Linked DNA regions of Homo sapiens: regions 1 and 2 are each linked to region 3. The links are chromatin contacts, found by Hi-C or POLR2A ChIA-PET in ENCODE. All regions are on one chromosome and are shown on one strand. The core of a region is the stretch at or near the end of the contact, and the rest is flanking DNA. Distances in the headings are between cores, read along the strand shown. Region 1 holds the start of MAGEH1 (MAGE family member H1). Region 2 holds the start of USP51 (ubiquitin specific peptidase 51). Region 3 holds the start of MAGED2 (MAGE family member D2).

Region 1 (3,586 bases), core at 365-2,864, 640 kb after region 3:
GGGCTGGCTCAAGAGTGCTCTGTGTCCTGGAGAGGTGCTTTCTTTGCTTGACCAAATTGATTTATTGCTAACTTACCCAACAGGAGGTCTCGGTGGGCTCTAATTATAAAGAAAATTTCAGCAAGACAGGCATAAAGTATTCATTTGTTTCTTAAGAGTTCAGTTAAGAACACCTATAAAATCTTTTCCATCATGAATTCCTTCAGCACGCATTTATTAAATGCCACACTCACACACCGCTTGGAAAACCTTGAGAGGCAAAATCTGTGCTTACCATGTAATAAATGCTTTTCATTTTTTATCTCATTTAATTCTCACAACCCTATGAGGGCTGTACTTTAGCCCCACTTTATAGATGGGAAAACAGGCTTAGAGAGAAGTGACTTGCTTAAACTAATACCTTGAATGACATAAGAAAGATATAGAGTGCTAGTTATAGGGCTTTCCTCAATGGAGTAAAAATGGACTCATTACCCTTTTGGGCAGATCAAGACAAGCTTCAGGGAGAAACAGGTCTGTGAGCAGTCAAATGGAATTTAGATAGTTGGAGAAGGCTGAGAAGACAGGTCAGGCAGAGCAAACAGTGAGCAAAAGCAAGCAGTGGATAAAGTTCAGAGTATGCTCTGAAAGAAGCAAAATAAATCAGGAGTCCAGGAAGACTGGAGCCTAGAAACCTTGGAGCCAATCTGAACTCCATCATCCCCTCCACATTCCCCACTTCATCCATTCTGTCTGCAAAGCCCTTCAACGGTCACCTTTAAAATGTCTTTCTGCCTCTCCATCCCCATGGCAACAGCCTTAAGGCATACTTTAGTTCCCAGTGCTTCTTATTCCAATTGCTTCCTATGTGGTCTGCCAGGAAACAGTTTGCTTTTCTGAGAGGCTGCACAAATGCAATTCCTCTGATCCTGTCACTGCCCTGCTTTCATACATACATACATACATATATGTGTGGTAGATATATGCACTGTATATAAACATAATGTGGTAGATATATGCACGATATAGGTATGTATGTATGTATGTATAAAAGCAGGGCAGTATATATATCGTGCATATATCTACCACATTTTAAAGGCTCTGCACCTCTTTCACCCTGCTTGTTTCTGCAGTCCCATCTCCTCACATCATCCAGCACATCTGCCATAACAATATTATCCGGGTCCTACATGGGACCACAAATTGATTAGTATACACACAAATGCCTTCTGAAAACAGGGCGAGTGAATGAACGCGCTGTGTAAGCCAAGACAGGAAAGGAAGGCTGGAGACAGCTGACTCCTTCCAAGAATACACCCTCCCGCCACCCCTGGCCTCCCAACCCCCAACACACACACAGCCCGTCGTCAGTGGGAATGGAGCCGACGCACTCCTTCCCTAGACCGTCGAGCCAATCTTGGAATGTTTGTAGTAGGCTGAAAATACAGAAACTTTAAGCTATTTTTTTCTCTTCTGCAAACTCCAGGCCCCTCCAATCTCTAGCTGTCATTTCTGCCCTTGTCCCACCCCTGTCGCTGCCTGCCCCTTTTCCTATCTGCTAGCGGAAGTCCCTGTGGAGGACCAGCCTACTTCCTCTTTGGTGCTAGGAGTGTGCGTGGCAGGAGAGGCGGGGCCAATTTTGCTGAGCTTTCTCGCGGGCTTGCAGCTGCGGCAAGTGCTGGCGGCGGCTGCTCGCGCAAGTCAGCTGGCGTGGGAACTACCCTTTGTAGCTGAGAACGGCTTGTTTATTGCTACAAAGACTCTATTGACATTGGTAGCTTCAGCGGCAGCAGCTTCTTACGGTATAAAGCTGTTGCTTCCTGAAGAGGCTACAAGCATCCTTCCCTAGGACTGCTGTAAGCTTTGAGCCTCTAGCAGGAGACATGCCTCGGGGACGAAAGAGTCGGCGCCGCCGTAATGCGAGAGCCGCAGAAGAGAACCGCAACAATCGCAAAATCCAGGCCTCAGAGGCCTCCGAGACCCCTATGGCCGCCTCTGTGGTAGCGAGCACCCCCGAAGACGACCTGAGCGGCCCCGAGGAAGACCCGAGCACTCCAGAGGAGGCCTCTACCACCCCTGAAGAAGCCTCGAGCACTGCCCAAGCACAAAAGCCTTCAGTGCCCCGGAGCAATTTTCAGGGCACCAAGAAAAGTCTCCTGATGTCTATATTAGCGCTCATCTTCATCATGGGCAACAGCGCCAAGGAAGCTCTGGTCTGGAAAGTGCTGGGGAAGTTAGGAATGCAGCCTGGACGTCAGCACAGCATCTTTGGAGATCCGAAGAAGATCGTCACAGAAGAGTTTGTGCGCAGAGGGTACCTGATTTATAAACCGGTGCCCCGTAGCAGTCCGGTGGAGTATGAGTTCTTCTGGGGGCCCCGAGCACACGTGGAATCGAGCAAACTGAAAGTCATGCATTTTGTGGCAAGGGTTCGTAACCGATGCTCTAAAGACTGGCCTTGTAATTATGACTGGGATTCGGACGATGATGCAGAGGTTGAGGCTATCCTCAATTCAGGTGCTAGGGGTTATTCCGCCCCTTAAGTAGATCTGAGGCAGACCCTTGGGGGTGTAAAAGAGAGTCACAGGTACCCCAAGGAGTAGATGCCAGGGTCCTAAGTTGAAAATGATGTCGATTGGGGGCGGGGGACACTGTATTTGATATTTGTGATCAGTGATCATTGTTCAACTGCGAAATAGAGTGTTTGCTTTTGATAATGGAAAATTGTATTCGTTTTAAAATTCCGTTTGTTGAGAATAACAATATGTTTAAAAATATAATTGAACAAATTTTTTTCTTTGTTTCCTGTCATTGACATTTAGTATAACAGTTTTGCTAACGTTCTAAAATGAAGTCGTTCCATCATAATCTATGATCTTGTACAGCACTTATAGAAATAAGCTGTTCTTTTGAAGTTGAAATACCCAGTAAAATGTTGAAGAAGGATGGAGGATTTCTTCATATCTGACGTTTCTGAAACCCTTTGTGTCTGCTGTTGTGTGAAGATTGACATTTACCATGATTTTCCTTAGTTACTGCAGAACATAGAGAAAAATAAAAGCCTAACGAATAGTACATCTTGCGCATTTTCTGACCACCTGTTATGTGAGGCACCAGTCTAGATTCTAGGGATACTCCCTAGTACACATCCTCCAGGTCCAAAGAATGTTCTAGATTATGTGGGAAAGAAAAATAGGTAAACTGGCAGTGCAGTAAATGCTGGGATAGAGAACGAGCCTGAAGTGCCATGAAAATGTAAAAAACCTTATGTGACCTGTCTTGGGGAGTGGGCCGGGGAAGGGAGCACCATAGGATGTGTGAAAATTCAAGAGACACTTAAATAAGTTTGGGGGGGACTGAAATATACGATCAGAATATATGATGAAAATATTATGTATTAGATATTTGATTGGATACTCCACCCAGCATAGGGGAGGGAGCACTGGCAAAAAGAAGAGGACATCACAGGGTGCCTGCCACGGAAGTAGAAAATACACAAAAATCATCTTGAGAGGAGGAGGGCAGAGAGAAGGGGTGGTTGCAGGGGAAAAGGTTGTCATGGGGTACTTCAGAAATAAAAAAAGATGAGACCGTCAGAAAATCTTGG
Region 2 (3,404 bases), core at 156-2,655, 680 kb after region 3:
CAGCTTCTCCGTGTCTGAGGCCTGGACCCAGGCCGGGATCTGCGCCGGGATCCACGCCAGGCCCTGGGCCGCGGTGCGGGTGGGGGCGGGGGTGGCGGCGGGGGCGGGGGCCGGGCTGGAGGCGGGGGTGGGGCCGAGAGCCCAGGCTGGCTGCGGGAGCGGGCCCGGGGCTGGGGCCGAGGGCGGGGCTTGCGGCGCGGGCAAACGGGCGAGGAGCTGCTGTGACAGCGAAGGGGGATTGAAGGGAGCACCTTCTCGTCGCCGCCGCTGCTGCTCCACGTCAAGTTCTCCTCCGGCGCGGGCTCACGCTCTTGTAATGGCTCCAGCTTCATCTCCTCGGCTTCACGTCTCGAAGACGCCTTCGTAGCCCCCGCCGCCGCCTCCTCCATTTTCCCCGCCTTCTCAACCGCCTCCTCAGGAGAGGCTCCTCCCCCACCTCCGGAGATCCAGCGGACCCCAGAGCCGGAGGGCAAAGAAGTTTCTCGAACCTGGGCCATCAGATCACTCCCCGACCTGAGGAGCAAGGCGTCTGGAAAACAGCTGCGACTGTAGATGAAAGGAGACAGAGACTTCTGTGAATGATCTGCCCAGCGTCATGGCCGCGGTGCGCAGTTAGCGCCCCCAGGACCCCTCCCATCGGCCCTTGAGCTCAGCCCGCGGCTTCTGTCGGCTCCACCCACTCAACTGAGAGGCCCCTGGAGCTGATGGGGAGACCGAGGCGGTTACCTGCTTCAAAGGCGATCAGATCATGCCAGGGGACTGGGAACAGAAGGCTAGCGAGCGGTGGGGGTGGGGAACGGCCTGAGCTTTAGGACAGAAAGGATGGAAACTTCTTTAAAAAAGGCGCCACCCTCTGACTGCTTTTTTGCGCCCTGCGCAGCCTCGCTTTGGTGCAGCTTCCTCTGACGTTCTTTCCCTGTATCCTAAAAAACACTTGGGTCAACATTTTCTCTCCAAAATGGCTGAAAGGACGCACTTTTGGAAAATGAACTCACAGGAAGAAAGTGTCCCTCTGTTTCTACCTAACCTATACTTCTGTGACCCGGTGTGTTCCACTCTAAGCCGTTGCCCCTCAGCGCACTTTCGGTCCACCCAGCTCTTGCGCCCTCTCACGCTTTTTCGCGCTTGTGCTCTCACACCCCTTTTCTTGCTTCTGCGACTTCAATTCCTATGATTTCTCCTAGAATTCGGATTACTACTCCCTCCCTTCACGCATTTGCCACCTCTATGGCCACCACTATCCTCGCGCGACCCCCGAAGTCTCCGCTCCCTTTTCCCTCTCCTGCCCCCGCAACACCCCCAGCCCGGCAGTTTGTTTAAAGGTCTGGGTTACCTTGGGCCCCAGGCGCGTGATATAGAACGTCAGCAACTGCTGCTGTCCAGGCGCTCCTCAGCCAGCCTTCTCTCCTGACCTCTCCTCAGGGCTGGTCACAAGGGGGCCGCCCCCTGGCCCCTCCCCTCTCGACGTGCGGCCCCCAACCCCGGATTCTGCCCTCCTGCAGTGATGAATGGCACCGCTGTCCCGCGCAGGCAGGCAAACCTCTTCCTGAAACAGACTCTGCTGGAGGCAACAGCAGCAACAGATTCTACAGAAAGCCCCTGAAATGGAGGCTCAGGCCTCACCTAGCTCCAGGCCCGCACTCCACAGAAAAAAAGATTCACCCGGCGTGGGGGTGGGGGCTTCCAGAGATGGCAACCCTCTGGCAGGAATCCCTCAGGATCCTGTCAGAGCCTGGTCTCTGGGAGTTGACGGAGGGAGGGAGGGAGAGAGAGAGAGAGAAAGAGAGAGAGATTATCCCAGAATGTGCAGGGGAGGAAGCATAAGCAAGGGCTCAGGCTCAGAGAGACCTGAGCCCAGGCACATGCTTGCTGTGTGACCTCGGATAAAACACTTAACTTCTCTGAGCCTTAGTTGTGTCAATTTTTAAAGAGAAATTGAAATAATAACCCTAGCCCAATGTGAACACTGAGTCATAGTATATATCAAGTAAAAGACCTTTTTGGCGAGCTTTATCTGTCACACCTCTTTTTTCAGTCCGCTCCTGAAAATCAGCATAGAGAACAACTCCTGATGCAGAGTAGAGGAGAAGAGAATGCCTTTCTCTTTCAAAGCTCTCTCAAAGTTATGGCTCAGTTCACCCGATCATCCATCCTAGGCAGTCCATATACAGGAGCATGTATTCAACAAAGATGCCATAGGTGCATTATAGCGCTAGATTGTGCTGGGAGAAGCACAAGATACAACTGTTTGTGTCCTGAAGTCCATACGCCAGGAGACTTTTCCTTTTCTTTGACAGATCCGGCATCCAAGGCGACAACCCGGAGGAAAGCTATCTCCAGGGCTTGTTGCCCTTCCGGTCCAATCCCAAGAAAATTACGGTTTATTACAGCGGATGTTTAATGCTACATTTAATCTCTCTGAGAAAGTCACACACCTCCCCTCAAAACCTCACGATTAGGATTCAGCTCTCTTAACTTGGCAGTGGCATCTAGTGGATACCTCCGCACAATGGATATCACTGATTTTGTGACTTGGTTTAGATTCGACCATATCTCAGTCACATACTAGCACCCGGAGGGAAAGTGCTTTGGAATTATAGACTGGCTTGTGCAGGAAAACGTGCTTTTTCTCCCCTAGGGAAGGGCATTTTCTCAGCCACAGCTAAGCAAAGAGTTGCTCCACTCTGGGTTAGCAGCCCTAGAAGGAAATGCTGAGTCAGTCATTTGCTAGCTGTGCCACCTGTGGCTTGGATCCCAGCTGCTCTGAGACAGCCCTGCACCCTTTATGCAGGCAGGGAGGCAGGGCACAATTTATAAATACTTCTGTCTTCTGAGCCTTCGCTTTCTCCTGTGCAAAATCAGAATCATGAGAATGCCAGCCCTACCTAGATTGGTTTATTCAGCAGATATGTAAAGAGCACCTACTGCTGCACTGGGCACTATGAATATACAGCCAAACAAAACTGGGCACAAAAGCAAGTAAGCCAGAGTCCCTGCCTGAGGTCCACATCGGGAAATGCATAGGAATGTGCTGTGAAGATTAATGTTAGTTAATAAAGGCCTAAAAACCACTCGTAATCAACAACTTAATATTTGGGAGGTGGGATTGTTACAGTGCTTCAAAAAGTTTCTGAAAACAGTTGTTATTGAGCTAGACACGCCTTTAAATCAGCCCACACGCTATCGTGACCAAACAAACGATTTCTTCATTGACAATTGTCCTGTAGGAAAACCTCAGGACAGCGTGATGGGTCACTACTGTCAAAATGAAAATGAATGGGTCTGCATGGTTTAGGCCTTTCTGGAGTTCACTGGTTCCTCCAAAATGAAGCTGCGTCTAACCTTCTGGTGGACTTAACAGACTGCTAGACCCCACTCCCAAAGTTCCCAGTTCAGTGGGTTGG
Region 3 (3,501 bases), core at 1,002-3,501:
CTGCAGGGCTCTTCCGTGGGCCCATGTCTCTTCTAGCACTACGCATTCACCGGGGTGCTGTTACCCTTTCTCAGGAATTCAAGAACTATTTATGTACTGATGACTCCTAGATCTATAACCTCAGCCTAGACCACTTCTCTGAGCTTCAGATATGTATATTCAACTGCCTGTGGTACATTTCCACCTGGACATGCCACAGGTGCCTCAAAAGCAATGTTCAGTTCTTGTCTAACCTGCTCCTCAAACCCGCTCTTCCTTCAGTATTCCTGATCTCAGTGAAAGGGGTTACCATTCACACAATCTCTCAAATCAGATCGCCAAGAGTTCCCTTTGACACTCCCCTCCTCCTTGCCCTTCTCTTCACAATCCAGTTACTCAAGTCCAGTTACTTTTTACTTCTTTACTATCTCCTCGATTCAATCACTTCTCACTATCTGCCACCACTCTAGGCCAAAGCACAATCATTGCTTACCTAGATGACTACAAAAGTCATAAGCACTCTCCCTGTTTCCAAGACAACACCTAATCCACACTCCATATAGCAGCTAGGTGTTCTTTCTAAAACACAAACCTATGCTGTATCCTTGCCTAGAATTCTTTAGTAACTCCTGGGTGCTCTCAGGATCAACACCAAAGTCCTCATCTTGGCATTCTAAACTTGCCAACTTGCCATGATTTGGAAGGGGTGGGGAATTTGAGATGCCAGAAGTAGAAGAAAAGGAGGGGCTATGTCTAGTGTGGATAAGGGAGAAAATCTAGGAGGCAAGAACATGGTGAACTGATATCACACACTTGGAGAAAGCAATAATTCAGAGAAAGAGAAAAGACAGGAAAACAGAAGCCTGCCTTGAATATGCAAGAAATTTGTGTGTTTGTCTATCTTGAATTATCCATGGAACACAGGGATTCATTATATGTTATTTACATAGTAAAAGGTGACCACATAAAGCAGAAGACTTGTGTCCATTTGAATTACATTTATATGTGGAAAGGCACTGAATATTATTTCTGCAACTAACAGTTGTGCTGAATTTTATTATGGTTTCTAATAACTTTTTAGTTGATGCTCTTGGGTTTTCCAGGTCTGCATTTATATATTCAGTAATTAATGATGATTTGTCTATTTCCTATTATTTTACATCTTATTTTGTTCTCTTGAACAGATCCAATTGGTTATGTGAATTTATTATGTGATAGAGGTGCCATTTCAAAGCAGAGAGGGAAAAGATGGATTAGTTTGCACATGATGTAGAGGTAAGAGACTATGATTTTGAAGAGTAATCAAGCTGAATCCGTATAGAAAATAAATTTTGAAATGATCAAACATCTAAATGTAAATAATAAAGCCACAAAAGTGCTTGAAAAAAAAAACGGGGTTTGTTATAGGAGTGTGAAAAGCATCTTTAAGCAAGCAGCAGAATCCAGTTGTGATGAAGGAAAAATGGATATATTTGACTACATAATAATTAAACATTTTTGTTTGGCAAAAATTATCATAAATAACATGAAAAATATTTGTAATATGTGACATGTACAGGAGAGACATTGCTGGCGGGAATGTTATCCATTTACTTTTTAGGAGTAAGTTGACAAATTTTGCATCAAAATGGAAGACTTTTTTGTAGCATTTGAGCTAGCAAAAAATACCATAAATAACAAAAAGTGCACCAAGCAATCTAAATGTACATGTGTACTGGACTGGTTCAATAAATTATGGGACATCTATGCAAGAAAAGATCATGCAGCTGTTTAGAAAAATGTGCACTAACGGAAAGATGTTTTATATATAACTGGAAAAAAACAGGTCGCAGAACAGAAGGTATGTATAGTGTACCATTTGTCGGAGAGAGAACCTGAATAATTAGTATACGAATAGAAAAAAAATCTGGATAGCAAAATGTTAATAGTGGTTATTTCTGGGAGATGAGTGGCCTTTCATTGGTGTGTTATATATTACTGCATTGTTTGAATTTTTACAACAACAACAAAAGAACAACATATTACCTTTGTAATAAGAAAAAATGAAGATATAAAAATAAATTCAATGAATGACTTGCTTTCAGGGGGCGGTTTGAGTTGGAAGAGCTTCAGACTGAGCCTGGTACAGTGGCATAAACATGGGCTTTGGCGTCAGACAGCCCTGAGCGGGGCCCCATTGCCCCACCCCCGAGGAAGGCGAGGGGGGGTGGCAGGGGGCTGCGGAAAGGGGCTGGGCTGGGTTGGGCTGTCTGCAGCTCTAGTCCAGGAGGCTGAGACTTCGAGAGGGACTTAGAGAAGGCAGACGCATCCCGAACTCGCTGGAGGACAAGGTGAGGGGCGTTGATATTGGGGTTTTATGGAGGTCAGACAGTGGTTCCAGACCCCTCGAACCCATAGCCAGGCAGATGAGCAATTCTTACTGCACCACTGCAGCTGAAGCAGAGGTGACCTGGAGTGGGGTGTAGGCAATGAGGACGACTGAGAAAGTAGTAGGCTGTACAGACTGGGAGCAGAGACTAGCGGAGGGAGGAGGGGAGAAAAACGGGGAACCAGGAATGTTGGGAGGGGGACGAGGAATACAAGGAGGGAGGGGAACACTGAGGGGGAGTGAAGATCCAGAGAAGAGAATCGGGGATGCAGAGAGGGATTAAGGAATACTGAGGGGCAGGGTGTGCAAACGTAACACGGAGGAGGATGTAAGAAATGGGAAGAAGGAATTCTGGAGTAAATAGGAAATGTGAGGTAGGAATAGGGAGTAGGGAGCCAGGCTAAGGGAATACGGAGGGGGGCATAAGGAATGAGGAGCAGGGAGCGGGGGAGGGGCAGACAGGCTGGGACGGAGGCCCCCTAGGGAGGCGGAAAGGGGCGGGACCACTTCCGGCCTAGAGAGGGGAGGGCAGTCTCCGAGTTTCGGAGGGGCTTGGAGTGAGTGGACGCACTCGGGAATTGTAGGAGGACGAGGTGAGCAGCCGGGTCGGCTTTTGGATGAGAGCCCCGCTAGGGGTCGGCCCCACCCTCTGGGATCTGGAGAAAACCTGCCTTAAGGACCGGATCGTACCGGATCCATCCGGCTGGGAAGGGAGGGGACTGGACCCGGTTTGGCCGGGCCCAAGATGGAATCACTAGCTCAGTATTTATTTGAGGAGGGGGTGTAATAGGGAAGGGGCGGAACCAAGATGCGCCTGTTTGGAGGGGGGCGTGTTAGGAAGAAGGGCGGGGCCAAGAGACACTGGACTCTGTAGGGCGTGAGTAGGGGAGGGGCCGGGTCCACCAGACACTGCGACAATTTTGGAGGAAGGCTTGTTGGGCAGGGGGCGGGACCGAATGGTACTGCGGACCTGGAGAGGGGCGTGTGTTGGGGCAGAGTGCCAGACTGAGACCACGACCATTGCGCATGCGCACTATGTTTCGCTAGAAAGGGGCGTGTTGAGAAGGGCCAGCACTGAGAAGAGCCAGCTGCTGAATGCGCATGTGCACGGTGGACATCAAAGAAAGGGCTCGTGCTGGGAAAGCGGGCGGGGC

What was found. Hi-C counts contacts between places; a loop is a spot of excess contacts on that map. ChIA-PET counts read pairs that join two places held with the same protein, here RNA polymerase II (POLR2A). Pooled maps may share reads with other maps.
Region 1: a loop to region 3 is called in a pooled map, with 11 times the contacts of the local background. The contact joins the promoter of MAGEH1 here to the promoter of MAGED2 in region 3. A Hi-C loop is called at or near these places in 9 of 50 pooled maps.
Region 2: a pooled map shows a loop between it and region 3 (13-fold over the local background). The contact joins the promoter of USP51 here to the promoter of MAGED2 in region 3. A Hi-C loop is called at or near these places in 12 of 50 pooled maps. POLR2A ChIA-PET finds 5 or more read pairs at or near these places in 2 of 52 experiments (CD4-positive, alpha-beta T cell and WTC11).

Annotation. Positions count from the first base shown.
Region 1 is chrX:55,450,513-55,454,098 of GRCh38, forward strand. MAGEH1 (MAGE family member H1) reads left to right here and starts at 1,615. Exons shown (of 1, transcript NM_014061.5): 1 at 1,615-3,054. The coding sequence starts at 1,863. The coding sequence ends at 2,522. It overlaps MIR4536-2 (microRNA 4536-2), which reads left to right and starts at 983; the gene lies at 983-1,070. MIR4536-1 (microRNA 4536-1) reads right to left here and starts at 1,070; the gene lies at 983-1,070. RefSeq lists enhancers at 1,828-1,877, 2,028-2,077.
Region 2 is chrX:55,488,443-55,491,846 of GRCh38, forward strand. USP51 (ubiquitin specific peptidase 51) reads right to left here and starts at 1,406. Exons shown (of 3, transcript NM_201286.4): 1 at 1,334-1,406; 2 at 727-923; 3 at 1-546. The coding sequence starts at 497. It overlaps LOC101928692 (a long non-coding RNA gene), which reads left to right and starts at 499. Exons shown (of 2, transcript XR_244468.5): 1 at 499-604; 2 at 1,423-3,071. RefSeq lists enhancers at 1-821, 339-778, 999-1,098 and silencers at 89-168, 1,489-1,598.
Region 3 is chrX:54,805,494-54,808,994 of GRCh38, forward strand. MAGED2 (MAGE family member D2) reads left to right here and starts at 2,252. Exons shown (of 13, transcript NM_177433.3): 1 at 2,252-2,309.